2 separate regions of the Homo sapiens genome follow, and region 2 is linked to region 1. Evidence: read pairs that join two places in POLR2A ChIA-PET (ENCODE). Cell type or tissue: GM12878. All regions are shown on one strand. Links, peaks and the distances in the headings refer to the core of each region. The heading gives the core; the rest is flanking DNA. Region 1 overlaps PITPNC1 (phosphatidylinositol transfer protein cytoplasmic 1). Region 2 has its middle 49 kb from the start of HELZ.

What was found. Peaks named below come from ENCODE experiments on the same cell type or tissue, not always from the same donor. Only the 100,000 strongest peaks of a DNase experiment are listed, where the experiment ranks them.
Region 2: POLR2A ChIA-PET joins it to region 1 with 5 read pairs; 2 of 35 experiments call an interaction of 5 or more read pairs at or near these places.

Annotation. Positions count from the first base shown.
Region 1 is chr17:67,512,628-67,523,676 of GRCh38, forward strand. All of the region lies in intron 1 of PITPNC1 (phosphatidylinositol transfer protein cytoplasmic 1), which reads left to right. Among named protein-coding and RNA genes, the nearest start is that of MIR548D2, 47 kb to the left of the region's middle. RefSeq lists enhancers at 6,551-7,054, 7,055-7,557, 7,558-8,061, 8,062-8,563. In GM12878, for the core only: no CTCF peak of the experiment used is centred there; no DNase peak of the experiment used is centred there; H3K4me3 peaks cover 1,047 bases; H3K27ac peaks cover 872 bases.
Region 2 is chr17:67,289,123-67,300,171 of GRCh38, forward strand. No RefSeq gene overlaps it. Among named protein-coding and RNA genes, the nearest start is that of HELZ, 49 kb to the left of the region's middle. In GM12878, for the core only: a CTCF peak has its summit at 4,776 (motif pointing left); a DNase peak (open chromatin) is centred at 4,752.

The DNA of each region.
Region 1 (11,049 bases), core at 4,729-8,728:
GTTTATATATCGATTTCTCTTATTAGACTCTAAACTCCTTGATCACAAGGACCGTATTATCCATCCTCACATCTTTGGTGTCCAGGATATAATGGTGTTCACTCAATATTTTCCAATACATTTAATTTTTGAGAATTTTATTGACTTTTTTTTTTTACCATAAGAAAAGCTGCGTTCTAGGTGCCATGAGAATACAAAAAATATTTAAAATGTAGTTCATATCTTAGTTGGGGAGATAAGCTCGATCACTCATTCATTGAGTTATTCAATATATCCGGAGTTATCTAAGCTCCAGCCAGCTTGGCAGTATCTGAAAAGATAAAGTCAAGTTGTGTACCCCACACTTAAGTGGCTTCCAGTCTAGTAGGGGAGACAGATATAAAATAAACACAACATAATGGGATGCACACAATCATATAGAAATCATATAATAATTATTAAAAATATATAGTAAGGCTGGGCACAGTGGCTCACGCCTATAATCCCAGCACTTAGGGAGGCCGAGGCAGATGGATCATCTGAGGTCAGGAGTTGGAGACCAGCCTGGTCAACAAGGCGAAACCCCATCTCTACTAAAAATACAAAAATTAGCCAGGCATGGCGGCGGGCGACTGTAATCCCAGCTACTCGGGAGGCTAAGGCAAGAGAGTAGCTTGAACCCAGGAGGCAAAAGCGAGCTGAGATCCCACCACTGCACTCCAGCCTGGGTGACACAGGAAGAGTCTGTATCTATATCTATATCTATATCTATATCTATATCTATATCTATATCTATATCTACATCTACATATGTGTGTATATATATGTATATACATATATGTATATATACATATACTATATTTTTACTATATGTGTGTGTGTGTATATATATATATATATATATATAGTAAAAAATAAATAAGTAAAAACAGTCACAGAAGAATTATCACAAAGCAGTGCATGACTTGGTAGTTGCCAAGTGGGAGTAAAGCTCACTTTGCACTTAATGTGTTCTAGGAGTCACTAAGGGCATAGGAAGAAGAGACGGCTGGAAGGGGGCTTCCCAGTGCAATCAATGAGTGGTCACGTGTGTGTCAGTACAGCAAAGACCAAGAAGGCTTGCAGGAAAAACTTGTTGAATTCTCTTTGACCTAATGTCACCCACATTCATTTAACTGTGAAGCTCTTTTCCTCCCACTGCTTAGCATCCTATGGATCTATCATTCTTTAAAATCGTTATGGGAAATTCTGGTGTAGATACCATTTGTAATTAGATAGTGTCTCTTAACCTCTTTGGAACATAGGCCTTTTGAGAAATGGATGGTCGGAGGGGATTGTGCACAATTCTGTGCTCTTCGAAGCCCACCGAAGACCCGCCTCCATGATCAGGGAAAGCAAAGAAGGGAAAAAAAAAAATCCCAGGTAGTGGGAGTATCTGTGTAGGTCGAGATAGAAGAGGGTAGAAGATACGGAGCTTGTTCACTGCCGGGCAGTTGACTGTGAGGGAGAGACTGTGTGGGGAGGGGGACACCAACTGTGGAAGACCTCAAATACTTGGACTACTTGGTGTAGAATTCACGGGTTTTTTGTTTTTGTTTTTGTTTTTGTTTTGAGATGGAGTCTCGCTCTGTCTTCGAGGCTGGATTGCAGTGGTGTGATCTTGGTTCACTGCAAACTCTGCCTCCCGGGTTCAAGCAGTTCTTCCAGCCTCAACCTCCGAGTAGCTGAGATTACCGGCACCCACCAGCACGCCCAGCTAATTTTTGTATTTTTTAGTAGAGATGGGGTTTTACCATGTTGGCCAGGCTGGTCTTGAACCCCTGACCTCAGGTGATCCGCCTGCCTCGGCCTCCCAAAGTGCTGTTACAGGCGTGAGCCATCATGCCTGGCCAAATTCACGGTTCTTGATAACTGATCAACTGTGAAAGTCAAGGGAAGCCGGGTGCGGTGGCTTATGCCTGTAATCCCAGCACTTTGGGAGGCTGAGGCAGACAGATCACCCGAGGTCCGGAGTTCAAGACCAGCCTGGCCAACATGGTGAAACCCCATCTCTACTAAAAAATACAAAAAATAGCCCAGCATGGTGGCATGTGCCTGTAGTCCCAGCTACTCTGGTGGCTGAGGCACGAGAATCGCTTGAACCTGGGAAGTGGAGGTTGCAGTGAGTCGAGATTGTGCCACTGCACTCCAGCCTGGGTGACAGAGCAAGACTCAGCTCAATTAAAAAAGAAAAAAAGTCAAGGGAGATGCCCCAGTCAAAGATAACTCTGCCAACAGACACTGGAGTCATAGTTAGGATTATTTACAGAAAGAAAATCATGGAGCTAAAACTTCAACACTTCAAAACCTATGTTATGATCATGTTGAAATGCCCCACGTTGCCTTTATTAACTAGTGCTCAGTCTCCCAACTGAAAACTCATTGTAAGAATTGAATTTGCCATCTAACCGGGCATCCTACCTTGAATGGTTAAAAATCAGATTTGTCTGATTTCTAATTTTAGAAGGAACCAGGCTGACCTTCATTCCGCTGTTGCTAACTGGAGCCCTGTTACCTGGGTGACTAGATTTACAATATGTCAGTATGCAAATACCATCTGCCCAAGAGGAGAAAGGAAGCAAGGCCTTCTTCCTCTAGGGGTTGTCAGCAGTTCTGGAAACGTCTTCCTCTGGGAATGGGGAGGAAGGCATGCCCAATAGAAGGAGAACAGGGAAGAAGATGTGCTGATTCGTTTCTGGAGCCTCTCCCTTGTTCTCTTCCCACAGAGGAGTTTGTGGTCTGCCTTGTGGACAGTCCTGAATGTATATCATTAGGATATAGACAGGAACTTAGATTGTACATTTCTCCTGGTAGAGTGAGCAAAAGAAGTAGTATATATCACTTCAGTGGATCACAAAACACTTAGATTCAGATAACTGGAATGGCTTAATGAAGACTATGAATATGCGATTCCTGCCTCCCCAAATGCCATTAGGAATCTAATTTCCAACTGATAAGAGAGTGTGGGCTGGGCGTGGAGCCGGCTGCCTTTACTGGACGAACTCTGAAGGAGGATGAAGAGAAGTGGATATTCCGGCTCATTTTCCTACACTTGAGGTTGACTGGGCAAGCGGAAGGGATTTTTCTCCCACAGAATATCTATATTCAGCACTTGTCCTGAGTATTGTTTCAGGCGAGGGCTTGGAATCACATTTGGAAACATTCAAATCCAAAGGCAGGGACGTTCTGCTTTCCTTTTCATGAAATAACTGTCACATCAGCTGTCAGCTGCAGGAATCTCTCCCACCCACGCATTTTGTGAGTCCAAATTAGGTGGACTAATTAATTGTAATTTTTACTTTCAAGTCTCAAGGACTTTGATGGGCGGCTGTGCTTCCTTTCATGGTTGTGTGCAGGAATTTATGTAGGAGGAAGACCTTCTAGGAGCAGGATTGAGGATCTCAGGCTCTTGGCTTCTGATTTTGTACCCCTGGGTTACTTCCCCTGTGACCTCTCCTCTCTTTGCTCTCCTTGGCTCTGCTCTCTCATCTCTTTGGTAAAAAAGAACTCTTCTTACCATCAACCTGAAACTGTCAGCAACATGCAGGAGTGAGCAGTCACTAAACTTAACTGTGACATTTTCATCCACCTAGCCTTTTTATCTGCATGTCAAACAAGTGGCCAAGGAGATTAATGCCTGAGTGCATGCTGCAGCTAGACGGGCTGGGTTCAAGTCCCAGCTCTACTACTTACTACCTGGGTGACATTGGGCAAGTGACTTAACCTCTGTGTATCAGTTTCCTCATTTGTCAAATAGGGATTTAAAACGCTACCTTCCTCATTGTGTTGTTGTGAGGATTAAATAGTATAAATATTTTAGAACTGTGCTGAACCTATAGAAGCCAGGGCTCTGTATGGCAGCTTTTAAGATGACTCTGTCATGCATCTGCAGGGGTCCTAGTGAGGTAGTGAAGTTTTGCTGTGAGCAAGTAGATTTCCAGAGCTTGCTTGCAGGCAGTGACCTCCCCGTTCTTTCTTGCCATGCTAGTTTCTTTTTTGAGATGGAGTCTAGCTCAGTCGCCCAGGCTGGAGTGCAGTAGCGCCATCTTCACTGCAATCACCTCCCAGGTTCAAGCGATTCTCCCGCCTCAGCCTCCCAAGTAGCTGAGATTACAGGCGCCCGCCACCACGCCTGGTTAATTTTTGTATTTTTAGTAGAGATGGGGTTTTTGCCATGTTGGCCAGGCTGGTCTCAAACTCCTGACCTCAGGTGATCTGTCTGCCAAAGCGCTGAGATTACAGGCATAAGCCACCACGCCCAGCCATGCTAGTTTCTATTCATGCACAGATCAAGCCTAATTTTCCATGTGGCACCCCCCACCAACAACAGTACCCCATGCTGCTCTGTTCCTACCCCTTGCACCCTTTCTGTCAATGCTGTGTAATTAGCACATTTGGACACGATGTCTTAGCTTCTCACTCTGATTGTAATGTGAAGTTCAGCTCTTCATTGTCCTTGAGGCATAATGAAAAGATGCCATGTGGCTGGAGAGCTGCCTGCGATCGTTGTTCAATGGATGATGTGGCCAAGTACATAAAACAGTGACTTGGACAACCACACTTGTCCTTTAGCTTACTCTTGAAGTCACTTATTGCTTTCTTATTGCTTATGGCTTTCTTGTTGCTTTCTTATTGCTTATGGCTTTCTTGTTGCTGTACATAACTTAAAACTATCAAAAGAAAATATGAGATGTTGCAGCTGCTATGGAGGAAAGTCTGACAGTTCCTCAAATGGTCAAACATGTTGTTACCATGTGACCCAGTAATTCCATATCCAAGGGAAATGAAAACATACGTCCTCAAAAGACTCACCCACAAATACTCATAGCAGCATTATTCATAATAGCCACAAGGTGGAAACCACCCAAATGTCCATCAACTGATGAAGGGATAAACAAAATGTGGTATATCCATACAATGGAATATTATTCAGTAATAAAAAGGAAGTACTGATGCATGCTAAACATGAATGAATCTTAAAAACATGTTAAATGAAAGGAGTCAGTGACAAAAGGCCATGTATTGTATGATTCCATTGATATGAATGTTCAGAATGGCCACATCCATAGAAACAGAAGGTAACTTAGTGGTTGCTGGGACTGGGAGGAGAAGAGAATCAGGGATGACTATTAGTGGGTATGGAGTTTCTTTTGGAGATGATGAAAATGTGGAATTGGATAGCGGTGATGATTTCACAACCTTGCAAATATACTAAAAGCCACCGAATTGCATATTTTTTTTAAAAAAGTATGGGAAACATCTATATGCTCAACTACAGAGCTTAAAGTCATCTTTAAGATTACTTTTTCCAGCGTAGCTGTCACCTAAAATAGAATAAAAAGTGACTTGATCTGCAAGGAAAACATGAAAAATGCAAATGGTCAAGAATGGCTTTTTCACCCCAAATTGTTGAATATAAATTATATACATGCAATTCGTAAGTAAACGCTGTAGGACTCGGCTGCCTTCTATGTTGTGATTCTGTAATTTGCTACATTCCTGGATGGGCCATCAAAATAATACTGAAAACAGCTTCTATAACAAATAGAAGTGCTGTTTCAGGTCATGCCTACCACCACTCCTGGGTTCCCTAAGGTACTAATTCATAGCTACCTCTTTGTGGTGCCCTTACAAAGAGTGATTTAACTGTTTGTAAAGGTGTCTGGACCTTTTTGACATTAAAGAGATTTACTGAATTAAACTTATGTTTGCAAACAGAATATTTCCAGGGGATGCCTTCCAGCCCCCTAAGAATTAACCATCTTAGTTTATCAGTGTTTAATCAGGACCCTACTGATTGACTCTTCTGGTTTAAATAAATAATGGGGTTGAAATCTCTACCAGGGCTGTTTCAGTACTTATTTGGAAGAAGGATGTGAAATACCCAAGCTCCACCTAAAATAGGCTTTGCAAGAATAAGTGATCCAAGAGAGAACCTACAGTTGACTTTAAAACATCCTGTAATCATGTCACACCTGTTAGGATGGTGGTTATCAAAAAAACAAACAAACAAACAAAAAAAGGAAAATGATGGGCCAGCCATGGTGGCTCACACCTGTAATCCCAATACTTTGGGAGGCTGAGGCAGGAGGATCAGTTGAGACTAGCCTGGGCAACATTGCAAGACCCATCTCTACAATTTTTTAAATTACCCAGGCATAGTGCCGTGTGCCTGTAGTCCCGGCTACTCCAGATGCTGAAGTGGGAGGATCACTTGAGCCCAGGAGTTTGAGGCTGCAGTGAGCTATTTCACACCACTGCACTGTAGCCTGGGTGACAGAGCAAGACCCTTTCCCTAAAAGTATTTTTAAATGTAAAACAAGTGTTGGTGGAGATGTGGAGAAATCAGAGCCCTCCTGCATTGCTGGTAGGGATGTAAAACTGTGGAAAACAGTTTGGTGGTTACTCAAAAAGTTCAACATAGAATTACCAAATGATTGAGCAATTCCACTTCTAGGTCTGTACTCAAAGTAATTAAAAGCAGAGACTCAGATTCTTGTATACTCATGTTCACAGCAGCATTCTGTTTTTTTTTTTTTTTTTTTTTTTGAGATGATGTCTTGCTCTGTTTCCCAGGCTGGAGTGCAGTGGCACGATCTCAGCTCGCTGCAACTTCCGCCTCCTGGGTTCAAGCAATTCTCCTCCTTCAGCCTCCCAAGTAGCTGGGACTACAGGCGTGCACCACCACACCTGGCTAATTTTTGTATTTTTAGTAGAGATGGGGTTTCACCATGTTGGCCAGGCTGTTCTCGAACTCCTGACCTCAAGTAATCCTCTTGCCTTGGCCTCCCAAAGTGCTGGGATTACAGATGTGAGACACCATGCCCAGGCAGAAGATAGATTTTTTTTAAATGTAGCAATTTCTGGAAATATACCAAACTTACTGTTTTCCCTGTCTTCACTGACGACCTCAGGAGAGCAGGAGTTGACACCCATTTGCTTTCCTCAATCTGCTATCTGCTTCTTTTTACCAAGGAGGAAACACTCTTAGGCCAACTATGGCCTAAGAATGAATGGTGCCTCCCTGCAACCAGCCATACACCCTCTCTGGCTACAAGTGCCATCCATGCCTCTGGAACCTGGAGCTTCTCCTAAGTAGGGTGAGCAAAGATGCTGGAACTTTCCAAGTCTCAATCTACATATACAATCCACATATATAACCCTCTCCCAGCCTTGCTAGGTAGTTACCAGAACCCCAAAACCACTTGCCAAGCCAGTCAGCATTTAGGTAAGCAAAGGAGTCCAGTGACCCTCAAATATCACTGAGATCTTGTTTGTCTAGGCATGAAGTGCCTTGAATAACTCTTTCAAGACATTAAGAACTCCCGCTGTTCAATTGTACCTGAAGCAGCAAGTGCTTCTCTTTGCATTTCCTTTACCCTCTGTTCTCAGAAGGTCTCAAAGATGCTGAAACTAATTGCTGTCATTCCTGAAAGATTTCTGCTTTTAAGTGGTACTGCGGCTTCCCTTGATGCTACCAGCCGTTTTCATTAAGGATTTCATGAAGGGTTGATGGGTGCATTAGGCTTCACAAACAACGGTTCTTTTCATCCTGGAAAGGCCTTGCTACCTTGGTAGTGGATGGACCTCTCTGCTGCGAACATCTCTGTTTATGGGGCTAAGGTTACAGAGATGACAAAGAGGTCACAAGCGGATGGCGCAGGATATGTGTCCTGGGAAAGCTCTATCTTGATTTTCCCTCTTTTTGGTCTTGTGATTGACTGTGGGTTTATGTTCTGTAGTAAACACAAGAGCCTTGATTGCTTACTAAAGGTCAGACTTGTCAGCAAACCTCTCCATTAACTTGAGTTGCGATCGGTTTCACATTTCCTGGCAAATCGTTTGAGAGCTCTGATGAATGCATCAGTTTCCTTCAGTCTTCTGTCTTCAAGGCAGAAACGCTCAAGAAATCCCCCTCTTTGCCAGACACCAAGTGTATCTTGTTTGCAGCTCTGCCTCTAGCATCTACAGGGCTTGGCATACACGTGAAATGCATGTTGAGTGATGAACGGGAGCGCACAGGACTCTTAAGAACCGAGACCGTCCCCACAGCCAACGTATGAAGAAATCCCATGTTCTGCTTCTAGAGCCAACTGCCCTTGTGGTTTCGAGTTGAGTTCTGGCAGTTCCTGTCTTTGCTCTCTTAATCATTCTTCATGGGCTCCCACTAATGGCTAATTTGCTCAGCTTGTCATTTATAAATACAAGGACATGACACCCACTGCCTTAGCCAGTGCTTATAAAGTAACCTGTAAGTGCTGCATGTTATCATCTCGGCTTTTCAATTTATGAGTCAAGTGAATTCTCGGGGCTAGAACATCACCCCTAAAAGCGAGTCAGTGTTGGAAGAAGCAGCAAAAATATACATGCACTCTTACTTGCATAGACTATGAAGACTATTGTTACTCTCCTGTACTCAGTCAAGTAGATTATGCTCCTCCATGGTCAAGTACCCTTGAGGCGATTTGCACAGTTTTGCAGCAACAGCAGGATAGAGGTTGTGCTGGTACCAGCAGGAAGCATAGCCTGAGCCCTTCCCTTGGATTTCAGTTGCTCTATTTCTATTCAGTTCAGTCCAGAACTTAGGACAGGTTAAGCATCAGCGTCCAATACAGTTTATATTAGTTTGTCACAAAAGGGGGATTTTTTGAATTAAATGTTGATAACCCAGCTTCTTAAATCTTTTTATCAGTTTTTTCATTCCCATACCCTGGCATAATGACACAGGTATTACGTAAACAAGACACCTCCGAGGGCTGCTTATAAAAACTCAAGAGAAAAGATAAATATGTGATGATGCACTGATATCCTGAAATATGAGCTGCAGGTTTGTATTTTCTTTGTGGGATCGGATATTGGTTTTCATGGTTTATTGACCAGGCTGAGAGACATCTGACAAAACACCCAAGAACTTTACACCTTTTTTTTTTGTTATTATTTTTTAACCTTCCTGTCTACATGGAGAAATCTACACATTGAATCACAGGGCCTGGAAGACTGGGGCTTAGCCAGTCATGTTCTTAGCTTGGGCAGAACCCAAATCAGATCCAGCTGTTGGAGGTAAAAATACACGCTGCTTTCCCAAGGAAAAAGCAATTGGAATTGGTCTCACTGTAGAGTTACTCTCGGGCAGAACTTCGGGATAAGGAGCAACTGGAGACGGTCGACTGTGAATGTGATGTTCATGTGACATTCATGTTCATTGAGGAATGTGTTCTCATTGAGACCGGATCAGAACTCATTTGGGTTCAGTTAATGACTCTTTCCTTTCTGCCGGGTCTTTGTCTGCAACATTGGGCACGCAGTCAGTACCTCGTTGTGTGGGAGCATCACCGACAGGAATCCTCCAGAATGGTCATATATTAAAGACCTCTCGGGCTGGGCATGGTGATTCATGCCTGTAATCCCAGTACTTTGGAAGGCCGAGGCAGGTGCATCACCTGAGGTCAGGAGTTCAAGACCAGCCTGGCCAACATGGTGAAACCCTGTCTCTACTAAAAATACAAAAATTAGCCGGGCGTGGTGGCACACGCTTGTAATTCCAGCTACTCAGGAGGTTGAAGCAGAGGAATTGCTTGAACCCAGGAGGTGGAGATTGCAGTGCGCCGAGATCACACCACTGCATTCCAGCCTGGGAGAGAGAGTGAAACTCCATCCCCCACCACCAAAAAAAAAAGACATCTAGGCTTAGGGCACGGCAAACAAAGAACTCCCCTGGCATGGCAGGAATCAGGGAATCTCATGTAACATTCATTGTTTCTCCGGGGAGTCTTTTCATATTTCTCCCGTCTTCTAGGCTCAATACCTTTCAGGAAGCTTCTAAACCAAAGGTTCATCAAATAGAAATAATTTTAAAAATTATTTCATAATAAACTTTAATAATTTTTTCATAATCATAAAGTAATTGTTAGATGGTTTCCTTGAGGCATGAGCCATACTCACTGAAAAATGACAAGTTCTGAGCCTTTTTAATTGTGATCAAATATACATATCATAAAATTTACCATTTTAATCTTTTTTTTTTTTTTGGAAAATGAGGTCTCACTTGCTTGCCCAGGCTGGAGCACAGTGGTATGATCATAGCTCACTGCATTGCACCCTGGACCTCCTGGGCTCAAGCGATCATCCCGCCTCAGCCTCCCGAGTAGCTGGGACTACAGGCGTGTGCCACCATGCCCAGCTGAGTTTTTATTTTTTTGTTTTTTGTAGAGACACCATCTCCCTATGTTGTCCAGGGTGGTCACCAACTCTTGGGCTCAAGCTGTCCTCCCACCTCAGCCTCCCAAAGCACTGGGATTACAGGCATAGACTACCATGCCTGGCCCACTGTAACCAATTTTAAGTGTATATTTCAGTGACATTCAGTACATTCACATTGTTGCAAAACCATCATCACCATCTACCTCCAGAAGCTTTTTTACCATCCTAAACTGAAACGCTGTACCCTAAACACTCCATTACCCACTCTTTCCAGTCCCTGGCAGCTACCATTCGACTTTCTGTCTCTACGAACTTGACACTTCTAGCTGCCTCGTCTAAGTGGAAATTCTCAAGCTTTTTATAATACTTATGGGAAGTAGTCAATCTGACTACCGTCTAATGAAATTTTTACATAAGGAAAAGATAGTTTTGAGCAGATGGTCAGATTTCCTTTGGTTTTGGCATTGTACAAGTATATGGCAGATGCCTCATTCTCTTATACTTTCTGGAACCCGCAGCATAACAGGGATATGAATGAAACAGATCTGCAAGTCACAGTCAGACATGTGGCCAACTAGAAGGAGCAGTGGTGAGGGCAGTTGGTGTACAGGTTTATTATACAATTTATGAAGCATTTTAATTTTTAAGTTTTTTTTTTTTTCTCACTTGATTCTCACCATGTCTTGCGAGGTATTCTATTAGTTCCATTTTAATGATAATAAACTGTGGCTCAGAGAAGTAAATCGTCTAAGGTTACAAAGCTAGTCAATGGTAGAATCAGGACGCTGGCTTCACATTTTCATTTTTAAAACCCCAGTGCTTTCCATCACA
Region 2 (11,049 bases), core at 2,927-6,926, 230 kb before region 1:
GCTACTCAGGAGGCTGAGACGGGAGAATCGCTTGAACCTGGGAGGTGGAGGTTGCAGTGAGCCAAGATCACACCATTGCACTCCAGCTTGAGTGACAGAATGAAACTTTGTCTCAAACAAAAAAAAAAGACACTATTATTTTCATCATCAACAAAGCTCTGGTCCAGCTAATGGTCGAATTCATTTGCAAAAATTTTCATTCACAGTCACTTATTCTTTACAACTAAGTCAGCTAGGGAGGGACAGATCATCTATTTGCATGAAAGCAAGGGGGAAACCAGGGCAGTGCTATGTACTGAACTGTTTCACACTATCACAAATAAAATTGCAGGTTGAGCCTCACTTCACACACACACACACTCACACACACACACACACACACACACACGTGCGCACGCAGAGTATCAGGAAATAGCCTGTCCGTTTTGGCTGCAGACGCAGGGATTTTGGTTTCCTTGGCTTCTGAGCTGTTCTTGGAGCGGGGCCATCTAGGGAAACTGAGCAAGTACACGGGGCCATCAAACTTGGGCTGGATCCATCAGGCACACAAAAAACACTCTCCAGCTCTCTCCCCGAAGTGGAGCAGACAAAAGTGCTGTTGATGCTGAAGCTGCAGAAAGCTTCAGAAGGCCCCGTGGGAGGAAGCTTGGCACGAGAGGCGAGCAGCTCCAACTGACCCTGGAAGGGAGCAGCAGGCTGGGGTGAGATCCAGACTCCGCTCAGATCGGAATGCCTGCACCCTTTGCCTTGCCTCACTGTGAAGGAGAGAAACGGTCTGCCTGGTAGGTTTCCCCTGGTGTCTGAGAAATTTTCTCAAAAAAAAACACCTCCCACCACCCATGGAAAAAATGCTCATGATACAGTGTTGAATGAAAAAGTCAAGATTATATATATACATCTATCTATCTATCTTTTTTTTGGAGACAGTCTTACTCTGTCGCCCAGGCTGGAGTGCAGTGACACCATCTCGGCTCACTGCAACCTCTGCCTCTCTGGGTTCAAGTGATTCTCTTGCCTCAGTCTCCCGAGTAGCTGGGATTACAGGTGCACATCACCATATCCAGCTAATTTTTGTATTTTTTATAGAGATGGGGTTTCACCATGTTGCCCAGGCTGGTCTCAAACTCCTGAGCTCAGGTGATCTGCCCACCTTGGCCTCCCAAAGTGGTAGGATTGCAGGCATGAGCCATCGCGCCTGGCTCTATCTATCTAATACCACCTATGTTAAAAAAAAAATAATAATTTTGCCAGGCATGGTGGTATGTGCCTGTAGTCCCAGCTACTCTGGAGGCTAAGTAGGGAGGATCCCTTGAGCCCAGGAATTTGAGGCCAGCCTGGGCAACATAGCAAGACCCCGTTCCATTAAAAAAAAATTTTTTTAAAGCATGCATTGAAAAACAAGGCCAGAAGGAAATACAATACAATATTATCAGTGATGTTCTCTGGGTGGTTGGATAACAGGTCATTTTGTATTTCTTCTTGACATTTTTCTACAGCTTTTAAATTTTCCTCCAGCTAGGATGTGTTTTTTGATTATCATAAATAGACCTTATAATAATAATGGACACCACCCCAAACTCCACCAACCCAGTGGCCCCTCAGCCTGGGGGAAGGTGTGGGCTGTGGAAAAATGGGTGGGGAATGCTCTTCAGAAATATTTGGCAGTTGCAATATGCTTGCTGCTGAGGGAAAACGCCTGGAAGGCCAGAGCTAGAGTACACCCCCTGCCTCTTTGCCTTTGAGTTTCCCTCCGTGTTACTCCGGTTTCCCAGACTATTGGCTTATTTAGCAAGAAATACAGTAGCAGATATTTTTCCCAGGCAATTGCAGTCCAAACTTCTAGAGCAAAACCAGCTTCTTGCCCCTACTCCCCGCCCCGTATTCCTCACCTGATCTTCTGAAAGACTTTTCTGTTTACTTTCCACAACTTTCGCAGCTGCCTCAACCTGTCTGGCACCTCTGAGAGAGTGGCCCACACTCCTGGGGTCCCGGCTGCTTTCTGGCTCAAGGCTCCTGACACCCATAAGCCCTCCCTCCTGCCTCCCCTGCCATGCTGGGACCACGTGGCTAACACCAGCTGCACTGTGGATAATGACATAGCCAGAGTCTGTCCCTTGGAAACATTTAGCGTGTTCCGCGGAGGAAAAACTTAGCTCATCTCAAGAAAGAGAAGAGAGTTAGGGACAGTGGATTCTACAGGACTCTATTTTTTGGCTGGTTTTTTTTTTTTTTTTTTTTTTTTTTTTTTGAGACGGAGTCTCGCTGTCGCCCAGGCAGTGGTGTCGCCAGTGCAGTGGTGCGATCTCGGCTCACTGCAGGCTCCGCCCCCTGGGGTTCACGCCATTCTCTTGCCTCAGCCTCCCGAGTAGCTGGGACTACAGGCGCCCGCCACCTCGTCCGGCTAATTTTTTGTATTTTTAGTAGAGACGGGGTTTCACCGTGTTAGCCAGGATGGTCTCGATCTCCGACCTCGTGATCCGCCCGCCTCGGCCTCCCAAAGTGCTGGGATTACAGGCATGAGCCACTGCGCCCCGCCTTTTTTTTTTCAGACGGAGTTTCACTCCTGTTGCCCAGGCGGGAGTGCAGTGACACCATCTTGGCTCACCGCAACCTCCGCCTCCTGGGTTCAAGCAATTCTCCTGCTTCAGCCTCCCAAGTAGCTGGGGTTACAGGTGCCCGCCACCACATCCAGCTAATTTTTGTATGTTTTAGCAGAGATGGGGTTTCAATATGTTGGCCAGGCTGGTCTCAAGCTCCTGACCTCAGATGATCCACACATCTTGGCCCATGCTGGGGTTACAGATGTGAGCCACCGTGCCCAGTCCTTTTTTTGTTATTTTAAATATCATTAGATTTTTGCAGCCCTTAATTTCCCAAAGAATGAATTTTCTTCACATGAATGGTGAGGCTGTCTCACAGCCACCTCACAGAAGCAGCATCATGCCTCTTCATAGCTTGGCATTAGTCACTTTCTCTGAATTCTCACTTTGCGGTTGGGGTGGGCTGGATGGAGCCTTAGAATGTGCCTAAGAGGGTGCCCCGGAGCTTTGGGAGAGGGACTCATATTTAAGAATAGAGTGAGGGCCCGGTGCGGCGGCTCACGCCTGTAATCCCAGCACTTTGGGAGGCCAAGACAGGCAGATCACCTGAGGTCAAGAGTTTGAGAAGAGCCCAACTAACGTAGTGAAACCCCGACTCTACTAAAATTACAAAAATTAGCTAGGCATGGTGGCATGTGCCTGTAATCCCAGCTACTCGGGAGGCTGAGGCAGGAGGATCACTTGAACCTGGGAGGTGGAGGTTGCAGTGAGCAGAGATCGCGCCACTGCACTCCAACCTGGGTGACAGAGAGAGACTCTGTCTCAAAAATAAAAATATGGCCAGGCCCGCTGGCTCACATCTGTAATCCCAGCACTTTGGGAGGCTGAGGCAGGTGGATCACCTGAGGTCAGGAATTCGAGACCAGCCTGGCCAACATGGTGGACCCTGTTTCTACTAAAAACACAAAAGTTAGCTGGGTGTGGTGGCGGGCGCCTGTAATCCCAGCTACTCAGGAGGCTGAGGCAGGAGAATCGCTTGAACCTGGGAGGGGGAGGTTGCAGTGAGCCAAGATTGTGCCATTGTACTGCAGCCTGGGCGACAACAGCAAGACTCTGTCTTAAAAAAAAAAAAAAGTTTAAAAAAAAAACAAAAACAAAACAAAAGAATAGAGTGACGACATCTGGGAAGGCTGAGGCTGAGGGGCTGGAAACCTGGCTTGAGAGAAGGATGAGGTGATGAGAGCTAGAAAGTTTGCAGCTGTGGCCACCCTCGGGCACCTCTCCCACTCACACAGAGCAGCCTGCCTCAATGTCTGCCTCCCTCTCAGGTGGGTGGGCTGGGGGCTGTCTGTGGAGGTGGAGGCAGAGCTCCCTGCTGTCCATGAGAAGTTCAAGGCAATGAGGCATGCCCACTCTGAGTTCCTGGCTGGGAGGAGGGTCAGGAGAGGGCCAACCCTCAAGCCCTGTTCTTTGTCTCTTTTTTTTTTTTTTTTTTTTTTTTGTCATCACTCAGGCTGGAGTGCAGTGGCACCATCACAGCTCACTGCAGCCTCAACCATCTGGGCTGAAGCAATCTTCCCACCTCAGCCTCCCGAGTAGCTGGTACCACAGGTACACACCAACACACCTGGATAATTTTTGTATTTATTGTAGAGTAGGGGTTTTGCCATGTTGACCATGGGTGGTCTCGAACTCCTGGGCTCCAGCGATGTGCCCTCCTGGGCCTCCCACAGTGCTGGGATTGCAGGCGTGAGCCATGTGTCCAGCCTCCGCTGCTCTTGTCTTGGAGATGACGCCAACCTTGGGGGAGGAACGTCTATCGTTCTACTTCTTCTTCCCCTTCTCCAACTGGGCTCCTTCCATTGCCCTATCCTCCCGAGTCAGAAAGGAAAATTCCCTAGGGCTCACCCCCTCCCTCTCCTGCAGGCCTGCGTCCCTTCCTGGGGCTGAAGCTTCTGGGCCTGCCCCAGGGTCCTGAACGGCTGACAACACACGGATCAACTGGACCACTGGTGACCACAGAAAGGAGGCTGCAGCTGTTTCTTGCTACGCTTCGAGAGATCAAAGAGCGTGCGGAGCACTGGCCCGCTTCAAAGAACAAGACCCAGGAGAGGAAGGGCCTCGCAGACCTCCTGACTCAAGGCGACCTCCTCCTGATTCAGGGCACCCTCCTGACTTAGGGCACATTTAGGCTCCTGCAAAGGGAGCGCAGCCTGAGGCCGTGAACAGCGCCACCCCCTAGTGGCTTAGAAGGGCCATGCTAGTCTCTCCAGGAAGCCAGGTATCATTCGTTTCTTTAAAAATAAAACCAAACAGGCCGGGCGCGGTGGCTCATGCCAATAATCCCAGCACCTTGGGAGGTCGAGGTGGGCGGATCACCTGGGGTCAGGAGTTCAAGACCAGCCTGGCCAACACGGTGAAACCCTGTCTCTACTAAAAGTACAAAAATTAGTTAAGCGTGGTGGCACACGCCTGTAATCCCAGCTACTCTAGAGGCTGAGGCAGGAGTAATCGCTTGAACCCAGGAGGTGGAAGTTGCAGTGAGCCAAAATCGCACCATTGCACTCCAGCCTGGGCGACAAGAGTGAAGCTCTGTCTCAACAACAACAAAAAACCAAACAATAAAGTATATATATATATAAAGTATATTTTAAAATATATATAACATATAAATATATATTTTTTAATACATATAAATATATTTTATTTGAACTCCTGACCTCAAATGATCCACCCAGCTCAGCCTCCCAAAGTGCTAGGATTACAGGCGTGAGCCACAGCGCATGGCCTTTTTGTTTTATAAAACTTTTTTTTTTTTTCTGAGACAGAGTCTTGTTCTGTTCCCCAGGCTGGGGTGCAGTGGCGCCATCCTTGACTCACTGCATCCTCGACCCCCTGGGCTCAAGTGATCCTCCTGAGAGGTGACAGCGTGCTGGCAGCCCTGGCTCGCTCTCTGCGCCTCCTCTGCCTGGGTCCCACTTTGGCGGCACTTGAGGAGCCCTTCAGCCCGCCGCTGCACTGTGGGAGACCCGTCCTGGGCTGGCCAAGACCGGAGCCGGCTTCCTCAGCTTGCCGGGAGGTGTGGAGGGAGAGGCGCAGGCAGGAACCGGGGCTGCGTGCGGCGCTTGCGGGCCAGCGCGAGTTCCGGGTGTGCGTGGGCTCGGCGGGCCCCGCACTCGGAGCGGCCCCCCAGCCCACAAGCCCCAGGCATTGAGGGGCTTAGCACCTGGGCCAGCAGCTGCTGTGCTCGACTTCTCGCCAGGCCTTAGCTGGCTCCCCGCGGGGCAGGGCTCGGGACCTGCAGCCCGCCATGCCTGAGCCTCCCCTCCCCGCCATGGATGGGTTCCTGCGCGGCTGGAGCCTTCCCAAGGATCGCCGCCCCCTGCTCCAGGGCGCCCAGTCCCATCGACCACCCAAGGGCTGAGGAGTGCGGCGGCACAGCACCGGACTGGTAGGCAGCTCCACCTGCGGCCTTGGTGCAGGATCCACTGGGTGAAGCCAGCTGGGCTCCTGAGTCTGGTGAGGACTTGGAGAACCTTTATGTTTAGCTAAGGGATTGTAAATACACCAGTCGGCACTCTGTATCTAGCTCAAGGTTTGTAAACACACCAATCAGCACCCTGTGTCTAGCTCAGGGTTTGTGAATGCACCAATCCACACTCTGTATGTGGCTTCTCTGGTGGGGACTTGGAGAACCTTTATGTCTAGCTAAGGGATTGTAAATACACCAATCGGCACTCTGTATCTAGCTCAAGGTTTGTAAACACACCAATCAGCACCCTGTGTCTAGCTCAGGGTTTGTGAATGCACCAATCAACACTCTGTATCTAGCTACTCTGGTGGGGACTTGGAGAACTTTTGTGTCCACACCCTGTATCTAGCTAATCTAGTGGGGATGTGGAGAACTTTTGTGTCTAGCTCAGGGATTGTAAACGCACCAATCAGCACCCTGTCAAAACGGACCAATCAGCTCTCTGTAAAATGGACCAATCAGCAGGATGTGGGTGGGGCCAGATAAGGGAATAAAACTGCTTAAAACTGCTTGCCCGAGCCAAAAGTGGCAACCCGCTGGGGTTCGTGTCCATGCTATGGAAGCCTTGTTCTTTCACTCTGCAATAAATATTACTGCTGCTCACTTTTTGGGTCCACTCTGCCTTTATGAGCTGTAACACTCACCGGGAAGATCTACAACTTCACTCCTTGAGCCAGGGAGACCACGAACCCCTCGGGGAAGGAACGAAGAATTCCAGACGCACCGTCTTAAGAGCTGTAACGCTCACCGCGAAGGTCTGCAGCTTCACTTCTGAGCCAGCGAGACCACGAGCCCACCAGATGGAAGAAACTCCAAACACATCCGAACATCAGAAGGAACAAACTCCGGACACACTGCCTTTAAGAACTATAACACTCACCGCGAGGGTCTGCGGCTTCATTCTTTAAGTCAGTGAGACCAAGAACCCACCAATTCTGGACACACTTCCACCTCAGTTTCCTGAGTAGTTGGGACCACAGGTGTGCACCACCACGTCTGGATAATTGTTATATTTGTTTTGCAGAGAAGGTTTCACCGCATTGCCCACGCTGGCTTCAAACTCCTGTGCTCAAGGAATCCACCCACCTCAGCCTCCCAAAGTGCTGAGATTACCATTGTAACCCAGTGCCTGGCCCTAGAAAAGTGTTTTGTAGCTGGGCAACATAGCAAAACCTCGTCTCTATAAAATAAACATTTTAAAACCAGCCACCATGGTGGGACATGCCTGCAATCACAGCTACTAAAGGGGCTCCAGGATCACTTGAGCCTAAGTGTTCGATGCTGCTGCAGCCTAGGTGACAGAGTGAGACCCTGTCTCCAAACCAAATATATATTTATATACATCTATATGTTATATAAAATTACATATTTTTATATATTTTATATATATATATATATATATTTTGAGATGGAGTCTCACCCTGCCGCCCAGGCTGGAGTGAAATGGTGCAATCTCAGCTCACTACAGCCTCCGCCTCCCAGGTTCAAGCAATTCGTCTGCCTCAGCCTCCCAAGTAACGGATTACATGCACCTGCCATCACGTCTGGCTAATTTTTTTTGTATTTTTAGTAGAGACGGGGTTTCACCATATTGGCCAGGCTGGTCTCAAACTCCTGACCTCATGATCCGCCCGCCTCAGCCTTCCAAAGTGCTGGGATTGTAGGCGTGAGCCACCGCACCCGGCCACCCATTCCAATGAACTCACCGCAAATTCAGTCCTTCATGTCTCAGATCCCTCCTGAGACATCGCCGTGACCACCTCCAGTGGCTTTGTAGTGGTTTATCCGTGAGCCTTGGACAAGCCCCTATACCTCCTGGAGCCTATGTCTATCTCATTTGTAAAAGGAGGAGATGGGACAAGGTGAGTCGCTCCTGAGGGCTCTGACACCCTCCAAGCCCATGAGACGCAGAGGGGAGACACAGATGATTTTTGTTTCTCACTATCAATAAGCTCTTTAGTGACCCTCACTCCCTGGGCAAAAGAATAAAAATCATACATGTAATGAAAAAAAGGCCAGAGAAACATTGCCCTATCCTCCGGGGTCACAAAGGAAAATTCCCTAGGGCTCGCCCCCTCCCTCTTCTGCAGGCCTGCGTCCCTTCCTGGGGCTGAAGCTTCTGGGCCTGCCCCAGGGTCCTGAACGGCTAACAACATACGGGTCAACTGGACCACTGGTGACCACAGAAAGGAGGCTGCAGCTGTTTCTTGCTACCCTTTGAGAGATCAAAGAGCGTGCCGAGCACTGGCCCGCTTCGGAGAACAAGACCCAGGAGAGGAAGGGCCTCGCAGACCTCCTGACTCAGGGCGCTTAATGAGCAGAAAAGCTGGGTTATCTCCAAAGATTGAAAACCATCCTCTGCCCCAAGTCATTTAATACAGCCCACTCAAGGGAAATAACTTACCCAGAATTCCACCACACACCATTCATCAACTCAACAGACATGTGCAATCGCACACCCAATACCAATGCTGCTGTTAATGACAGACCACGTATATTATATGGTAGTCCTGTAAGATTATAACGGGGCTGAAAAACTATCACCTAGTGACAGCGTAGACATGTCATAGCACAGACATTATTCACGTTTCTGGTGATGCTGGTATCATGTAAAAATCTAGCACATAGGCCGGGCGCAGTGGCTCATGCTTGTAATCCCAGCACTTTGAGAGGCCAAGGCGGGCAGATTACCTGAGGTCAGGAGTTCAAGACCAGCTTGGCCAACATGGTGAAACCCTGTCTCTACTCAAAATACAAAAATTAGCCTGGCATGATGGCAGGTGCATGTAATCCCAGCTACTTAGGAGGCTGAGGCGGGGGAATCGCCTGAAACCAGGAGGTGGAGGTTGCAGTGAGCTGAGATCCAGCCACTGCACTCCAGCCTGGCACATACAATTATGTAAAATATATAATACTTGATAATAAATGACTATGTTACTGGTTTATGACTATAGTATATTTTTTATTGTTATTTTAGAGTGTATTCTTTCTACTTTTTTTTTTTTTTTTTTGAGACGGAGTCTTGCTCTGTCGCCCAGGCTGGAGTGCAGTGGCGCGATCTCAGCTCACTGCAAGCTCCGCCTCCCAGGTTCATGTCATTCTCCTGTCTCAGCCTCCCAAGTAGCTGGGACTACAGGCGCCTGCCTGCGCCTGGCTAATTTTTTTTTTGTATTTTTAGTAGAGACGGGGTTTCACTGTGTCAGCCAGGATGGTCTTGATCTCTTGACCTCATGATTCGCACCTCGGCCTCCCAAAGTGCTGGGATCACAGGCGTGAGCCACTGCACCCAGCCTATTCTTTCTACTTATTGAAAAAAAGTTGGCCAGGTGCAGTGGCTCACACCCATAATCCCAGCACTTTGGGAGGCCGAGGTGGGTGGATTACTTTGAGGCCAGGAATTCGACACCAGCCTGGCCAACATGGTGAAACCCTCTCTTTACTAAAAATACAAAATCAGCCGGGCGTGGTGGCATGCGTCTGTAATCCCAGCTACTTGGTAGGCTGAAGCCGGAGGATGACTGGAACCCAGGAGTTCGAGGCTGCAGTGATCTGTGATTACCACTGCACTCCAGCCTGGGTGACAGAGTAAGACTCCATCTAAAAAAACAAAACAAAACAAAGGTAACTGTAAAACAGCCTCAGGCAGGTACTCAGGAGGCATTACAGAAGCAGTAATGGTTATCATAGGAGATGACAGCTCCATGCATGTTATTGCCCCTGAAGACCTTCCAGTGGGACAAGACTTGGAGGTGGAAGAGAGTGATGATGATGATCCTGACCCTATGTAGGCTGAGGCTATTTATGTACGGGTTTTTTGTTTGTCTGTTTTGACACAGGGTTTTACTCCTGTTGCCAGGACTAAGTGCAATGGCGTGATCTCTGCTCACTGCAGCCTCCACCTCCTAGGTTCAAGCAATTCTTCTGCCTCAGCCTCCCAAGTAGCTGAGACTACAGGCATGCGTCACCATACCTGGCTAATTTTTGTGTTTTTTGAAGAGACAGGGTTTTGCCATGTTGCCCAGGGTGGTCTCGAAATCCTGGCCTCAAGCGATCCTCTGACCTCGGCCTCCCAAAGTTCTAGGTGTGAGCGGCTGCACCCGACCCGAGTTATGTATGTTTTTAACAAAAAGTTTAAAAACTAAAAATAAAAAATTGTAAAAATAGAAAAAAGTGTATAGAATATGGATATAAAGGAAGATAACATTTTTGTAAGGTGTACAATGTGTTTATTTTTTGTCTTTATTTTTTTGAGACAGAGTGTTGCTCTGTCGCACAGGCTGGAGTGCAGTGGCACAGTCTCGGCTCACCGCAAGCTCTGCCTCCTGGGTTCACGCCATTCTCCTGCCTCAGCCTCCCGAGTAGCTGGGACTACAGGCGCGCACTGCCATGCTCAGCTAGTTTTTTTTGTATTTTTAGTAGTCACTGTGTTAGCCAGGATGGTCTCGATCTCTTGACCTCGTGATATGCCCTCCTCGGCCTCCCAAAGTGCTGGGATTACAGGCGTGAGCCACCACGCCCTGCAGTGTTAATGTTTTAAATGTTATTACTAGGGTCTAAAGGTTCAAAAATTAAATCTTACTAAATGAAAAAAGTTTATAGTAAACTAAGTTTAGTTTATTATTGAAGAAAGAAAAACATTTTAAAATAAATTTAGTGTACTAGGCCGGGCGCGGTGGCTCATGCCTGTAATCCCAGCACTTTGGAAGGCCAAGGTGGGTGGATCACGAGGTCAGGAGTTCAAGACCAGCCTGGCCACATGGTGAAACCCTGTCTCTATTAAAAATACAAAAATTAGCCAGGCATGGTGGCATGGGCCTGTAATCCCAGCTACTCAGGAGGCTGAGGCAGGAGAATCACTTGAATCCGGGAGGCAGAGTTTACAGTGAGCCGAGATCGAGCCACTGCACTCCAGGCTGGGTGACAGAGTGAGACTCTGTCTCAAATAAATAAATAAATAAATAAATGTAGTGTAGCCTA